Linked DNA regions of Homo sapiens: region 2 is linked to region 1. Evidence: chromatin contacts called from ENCODE Hi-C or POLR2A ChIA-PET data. All regions are on one chromosome and are shown on one strand. Each heading gives the region's core, a stretch centred on a gene start or an enhancer-like site at or near the end of the contact. The rest is flanking DNA. Distances are from core to core; before and after follow the strand shown.

Region 1 (3,129 bases), core at 589-3,088:
TGCCACTGCACTCCAGCCTGGGCGACAGAGCGAGACTCCCTCTCAAAAAAAAAAAGTTAAGATAAACAATATTCAATAAACCTATAACAGATTCTATAACTATATAATACATATATACAGATATAAAATAGTAATCTAAATATATTATAAATACAAATATAAAATCAATAGCAAACAATGTAAATGTCAAAATAGAAATCAAACTATATAATTAATAATGTATAAATTATGTAAATGATGAATAAATATAAAATATGTATGCAATAAGTGTATAATACATACTAAATACTAAAACTATATATTAGTAATACAAAACTGATATGAATATATAGTGAATGAATCTTCAAATATGTAATAAATGCATGATAAATGACATAAATATAAATATGAGTATAAATATAAATATATGAGTAAACAAATATATAATAAAATATATAAATATGTAATAAATGTATAATACTATAGTATAATATAGTATAAGTTTATATTATAAACTAATAGTAGACCAGGCGCGGTGGCTCACGCCTGTAATCCCAGCACTTTGGGAGGTCGAGGCGGGTGGATCACCTGAGGTCAGGCGTTTGAGACCAGCCTGGCCAACATGGGGAAACCCCGTCTCTATTAAAAATACAAAAATTGGCCAGGCGCAGTGGCTCACGCCTTTAATCCCAGCACTCTGGGAGGCCGAGGCAGGCGGATCACAAGATCAGGAGATCGAGACCATCCTGGCTAACACGGTGAAACCCCGTATCTACTAAAAATATAAAAAATTAGCCAGGCGTGGTGGCGGGCGCCTGTAGTCTCAGCTACTTGGGAAGCTGAAGCAGGAGAATGGCGTGAACCCTGGAGGAGGAGGTTGCAGTGAGCCAAGATCGCGCCACTGCACTCCAGCCTCGGAGACAGAGCCAGACTCTGTCTCAAAAAAAAAAAAAAAAATTGGCGTGGAGGCAGGCACCTGTAATCCCAGCCACTCGGGAGGCTGAGGCAAGAGAATCGCTTGAACCCGGAAGGCGGAGGTTGCAGTGAGCTGAGATCGCGCCACCGCACTTCAGCCTGGGCGACAGAGCGAGACTCCGACTCAAAAAAAAAAGAGGCAGAGCACTTGCTTTCATTCTAACTTTTCACTCTTACACATAACGCAATTATAAACGCCTTTCTATATGTAGATTTTTATTTCTTTTCATTTTTTGCCCTCGGGATAACTGCCGGAGCAAGGGGTTAGAGGGCGGCTGCTCCCTGGGGGTCCCTGTGGTCCCACCTCCCTCCCTGCCGGTGCTGCCAGCTCCTGTCCTGCGGTTTTGTTCAGCCCTTCTGTGCACTGGAGCCTCGTGTCTGATCAGCTCAGGTCTGCTCTGTTTCGGGGCTGGTCACCCTTCCCTGAGCGACCACAGATTTCCACTATGTCCTGGAGTGGGGGGGTACCCTCATCCTTCTTGACTTTCAGGCGCGAGTGGGATTTTTCTGCACGAGGCGGGCTTAGACTCGGGTGTGGCTATGAGCCTTTTGCTAGGAGGCCAGCGCGGGGCCGGGCGGCGTCCCTCTTCAGTTTTATTTTTGGAGAGCCTGGCCTGGAGCCTTGCCTGCCTGCAGGAGCCTGTGCACCGAGGCAGAGCCCGACCGTCAGGAGGGAGCCGTGGGGACTGTGTGCACCTTTGACCACCTGGCCCTGCCCCCGGAGCTGCCTGCTCCCGCCCCTCCCACAGCTTCCCCGGGCCACGGGCCCCGAGGCAAGCTCATTCAGGTCGGGGTGCCCGGCACCCGTGCGCCTCTGCAGGGAGGCAGTTGGGAGGGGCGTTCCTGGCTGACTCAGTGCGTGGCCAGTTCTGCTGCTGTTGGCTTAGTCCTCTGCTGGGGGCATGGCTGCTCCTGAGTCAGTGCCGGCTGGTGACACCACCGAGACGGGGACTTAGGGAGGCGACTGCATGGGTGATGCAATCTGTGTCTGAGTCTCGGCATCTCAGCCCAAGCATCCACATGCACTCCCGTGCGCACACACACGCACACGCATGTACACATGCAGACACATGTACACACCCACGCACGCACATATCCACGCACCTACAGTGACGTACACACACGCCAACACGCATGCACACACCCATAGTGACATGCATGCCCACACACGTGTGCGCACACGCACATGCAGTGCCGTGTCCACACACGTGCACATACACACGTGCACACTGGCATGCATGTCCACACACATGCACGTATGCAAATGCACCTATGCACACACTCATATGCAGACGCACACACGTAGATGTGTACATGCACTCATATAGACACATGCACATGTACACACATGCAAGGATGCACACTCATATGCATGCTGACGTGCACACCCATGCATATGCAGGTACACATACACATGCAGATATGTGTGCACACACGCATATATGCACACTCATGAATGCCAGTATACACATACACACATACATGCACACGCAAGGTACACATACATGCACATGTGCACACACATACACATGTGCACACTGACATGCACACCACGTGTACACACGTGTACAGTCACATGTGCATCATTGACATACATGCAAATAAACATAGACACACACACACAGCGCAGTCCTCTCTGGCCTTCCTGGCAGGCCTGGGTTATTACCCAGCCCAAAGGCAGCATCTCGCAGGGAATTTCGCCCAAAACAGAAAAGCCAGCACGGCTCAGGACCTGATGCTCACATGGAAATTGCGGGCGGTGGCTGCCCAGGGCAGCAGGGGCCCAGGGTCTGGGTGGACACTCCTGACTGTGGATGCTAAATAGGACCCCCTGGCCTTCCAAGGAAAACAGGAGGTGCGGCCAGCCCGTTTGTTCTCTGCGTGCACGTATTTTTAGCACTGAGTAATTTAGGTATTTTTAAGCCCAACCAAGGGCGGTTTTCCCTGAGTTGGATGTTTTGTGGCTGCTTTGAAGCTCTCTGGAATCAGAGCCCTCTGAGCGGCCACACGTGGGCTCTGCCTCCAGAGCAGACAGATTGGGCCTTCTCTGCCCCCAAAAAGTGGGGGTGGGACGTCTGCTGGAAACCAAGGAGGCTGGGCGGTGTCAAAGGGATTTTTTGTTTAATTGCCCCTTTTATTGAGATCGCCGTGGAGTCACAGCCAGTGCTAACAAAG
Region 2 (2,971 bases), core at 14-2,513, 33 kb after region 1:
TGGAAGGATAGTTTCTTAGGGTATATGGGCATCACCTCCCCACCTGTGCAGTTCTAATCCCACCAACCCTGGCTGTTTCTGGAGCTTCCTGCAGGCAATGGTCTGAGCCATAGGAGAACTCAAATGATGGAAAATCACAGGTGGGGTGTAGGACTCCCCACACTCCCATGAACCCCTTCAGGCATGGAAGGACAGACACCTCAGGAGGGGATGGCTGGGGTGGGTAGCACAGGTAGGCTTGCAGGGGAAGAGAGGGGATATTTGTGTGTCCAAAATCCTGGCCGGGCACGGTGGCTGACGTCTGTTATCCCAGCACTTTAGGAGGCCAAGGTGGGCAGATCACTTGAGGTCAGGGGTTCAAGACCAGCCTGACCAACAAGGTGAAACCCTGTCTCTACTAAAAATACAAAAATTAGCCAGATGTGGTGGCATGCACCTGTAATCCCAGCTACTCGGGAGGCTGAGGTGGGAGAATCACTTGAAGCCGGAGGCGGAGTTTGCGGTGAGCCGAGATCACACCATTGCACTCCAGCCTGGGCGATGGAGCGAGACTCCATCTCAAAAAAAAAAAAGAAAGAAAGAAAAGAAAAAATAAAATGCGGCCGGGCGCAGTGGCTCACGCCTGTAATCCCAGCACTTTGGGAGACCGAGGTGGGCAGATCACAAGGTCAGGAGATCGAGACCATCCTGGCTAACAAGGTGAAACCCCGTCTCTACTAAAAAAATATGAAAAATTAGCCAGGCGTGGTGGCAGGCGCCTGTAGTCCCAGCTACTCGGGAGGCTGAGGCAGGAGAGTGGCGTGAGCCCGGGAGGCGGAGCTTGCAGTGGGCCGAGATCGCGCCACTGCACTCCAGCCCGGGCAACTGAGCAAAACTCCATCTCAAAAAAAAAAAGAAAGAAAGAAAAAAAAGAAAGAAAATGCGTGTCTCTGCATGAGGGCCTGTGTGTGGGCACCAGGCTCTGGCTTCTGGAGGTGAACAAATCAAAGTGGACTCAGGTGTTTCCTGGACATGAGTGTGTACTCTCAGGCGTGGGCTTATTCCCACCCCGTGGATGTCTAGAATGTCGTTTCCCAGGATCTTTTTGTTGTTTGAAGATGTGCAAATGTCTGGTATGCAGAGTAGAGACATTCAGTACATATTTGCAAAATGATGTGTTCGTGTATTCACTCATTTGTCCACTCAGCAAATATTCACCAAGTGCCAACCAGCTGTGGGGTGCTGGAGACGCACAGTGAGCAAAGCAGACAAGCATCTCTTTCCTGTCACCGCTATGGGTGAATTACCGCTGGGCCATTGCCTGTGCTGCACGGTTCATGTGCCAGGGTGACCCTGCACGTGTTCATGAGCACACCCGTTTGTAGGTGGGGTACAGAACTCACATCAGCATGGCCCATGCACGTGTGCACACATATACATGCACACCCGTGTGTGCGCACAGGTTCACCGGCGACTCTTGTGCAGGCTGGGCCTCGCCCGTCCTTGGCATTGCCTGCCTGCCCCGCCCATCTTCCGAAAGTGCCAGGGGCCAGGTGGGGCCAGGCGGGCCCGGAAACCTCTCCCAGCTGCTGTGCCCAGTTTCAGGGAAGCCAAGGTCTGGCGCCCTGCCCGTGGAGACTGCCTACCCTTGCACCTGCTTCCCGGGCTTCCGGGAAGGGCCTGGAGGCCCAGCCCCCAGCCCTGCTAGCCTGAATCCACCACCCAGAGGCACACAGCAGAGAGGGAATGCAGCCCCCTTTCCCCCCACACCTTGGAGCCCTTCAAAGTCAGAACCAGAAGAGACTCCAGCAGGGCAGAGTCTCTTACCCAGGTGGGGTAAACTGAGGTGCACACAAAGGGCCCAGAGAAAGGGGCTGCACACAGATGAGTTCCCTGCACTCTACTCCCACCCCAAATCAGCACGTGCAGGCTTCCACAGTTTGAGTACTGGCACCTCATGGATCTCTGTATACCGCGGGTATTCACAGGCCTCGGGGCTCTGTGGAGTGAGCATTGGAGCTTAGAAATATTTGCATTTCCCTAGTGGGAACACGCAGTGCAGGTCAGAGTGCAGGTGTGCACACCAGGGTCTTAGACACATGTGGGTGCTTGTGCTTGCATGGACAAGGCTGTTTGTGCCGGGCACCATGGCTCACATGCCTGTAATCCCAGCAGTTTGGGAGGCTGAGACAGGCAGATCACCTGAGGTCAGGAGTTCGAGACCAGCCTGGCCAACATGGTGAAATGCCGTCTCTATTAAAAATACAAAAATTAGCCGGGCGTGGTGGCAGGTGCCTGTAATCCCAGCTACTCGGGAGGCTGAGGCAGAAGAATTTCTTGAACCCAGGAGGTGGAGGTTACAGTGAGCTGAGATTGCGCCATTGCACTCCAGCCTGGGGCACAAGAGCGAGACTTCATCTCAAAAAAAAAAAAAAAAAAATGAGGCTGGGCACGGTGGCTCACCCCTGTAATCCCAGCACTTTGGGAGGCCGAGGCAAGTGGATCACCTGAGGTCAGGAGTTCAAGACCAGCCTGGCCAACATGGTGAAACCCCATCTCTGCTAAAAATACAAAACTAAAAATACAATACAAGCTGGGCGTGGTGGCGCGCGCCTGTAGTCCCAGCTACTCAGGAGGCTGAGACAGGAGAATCGCTTGAGCCTGGGAGGGGGAGGATGCAGTGAGTTGAGATCGTGCCACTGCACCCCAGCCTGGGCGACAGAGCAAGATTCCATCTTAAAAAAAAAAAAAAAAAAAAAAAAAGACAAAAAGACAAGGCCGTTTGGGAGTGTGGGAGCTTGGGGGCTCCTCACATGAATGTTTGTCAGTGGGTGCCTGTGCACGGTGGGTGTTTGCACGAGTGCAGGTGCAGGTGTTTGCATGTAGGTGGATGCCTGCACACAGTCGGTTTTGTATGTATCTGGGTGTCTGCACGCAGTAGGCATTGCGGCCAGGTGGGGCTCTGCACACAGTGGGCTTTGCATGGAAGAGA

The links. Hi-C counts contacts between places; a loop is a spot of excess contacts on that map. ChIA-PET counts read pairs that join two places held with the same protein, here RNA polymerase II (POLR2A). Pooled maps may share reads with other maps.
Region 2: a map of ascending aorta shows a loop between it and region 1 (2.9-fold over the local background). The contact joins two enhancer-like sites. A Hi-C loop is called at or near these places in 23 of 168 maps with a recorded cell type or tissue (CD4-positive, alpha-beta T cell, CD8-positive, alpha-beta T cell, GM23248 and 18 more) and 13 of 50 pooled maps. POLR2A ChIA-PET finds 5 or more read pairs at or near these places in 18 of 52 experiments (AG04449, AG04450, CD4-positive, alpha-beta memory T cell and 15 more).

What each region holds. Positions count from the first base shown.
Region 1 is chr19:2,523,779-2,526,907 of GRCh38, reverse strand. All of the region lies in intron 3 of GNG7 (G protein subunit gamma 7), which reads left to right. Among named protein-coding and RNA genes, the nearest start is that of GADD45B, 49 kb to the right of the region's middle. Within about 2 kb of position 1,838, at least 9 of the 41 ENCODE cell types and tissues checked have a DNase peak (open chromatin) inside an H3K27ac peak, as active enhancers do; they include PC-9 and right lobe of liver, where a contact is called at or near this core.
Region 2 is chr19:2,489,888-2,492,858 of GRCh38, reverse strand. It overlaps LOC124904614 (a long non-coding RNA gene), which reads left to right. Exons shown (of 2, transcript XR_007067090.1): 2 at 1-1,153. Among named protein-coding and RNA genes, the nearest start is that of GADD45B, 15 kb to the right of the region's middle. RefSeq lists an enhancer at 1,497-1,998. Within about 2 kb of position 1,263, at least 13 of the 41 ENCODE cell types and tissues checked have a DNase peak (open chromatin) inside an H3K27ac peak, as active enhancers do; they include PC-9 and right lobe of liver, where a contact is called at or near this core.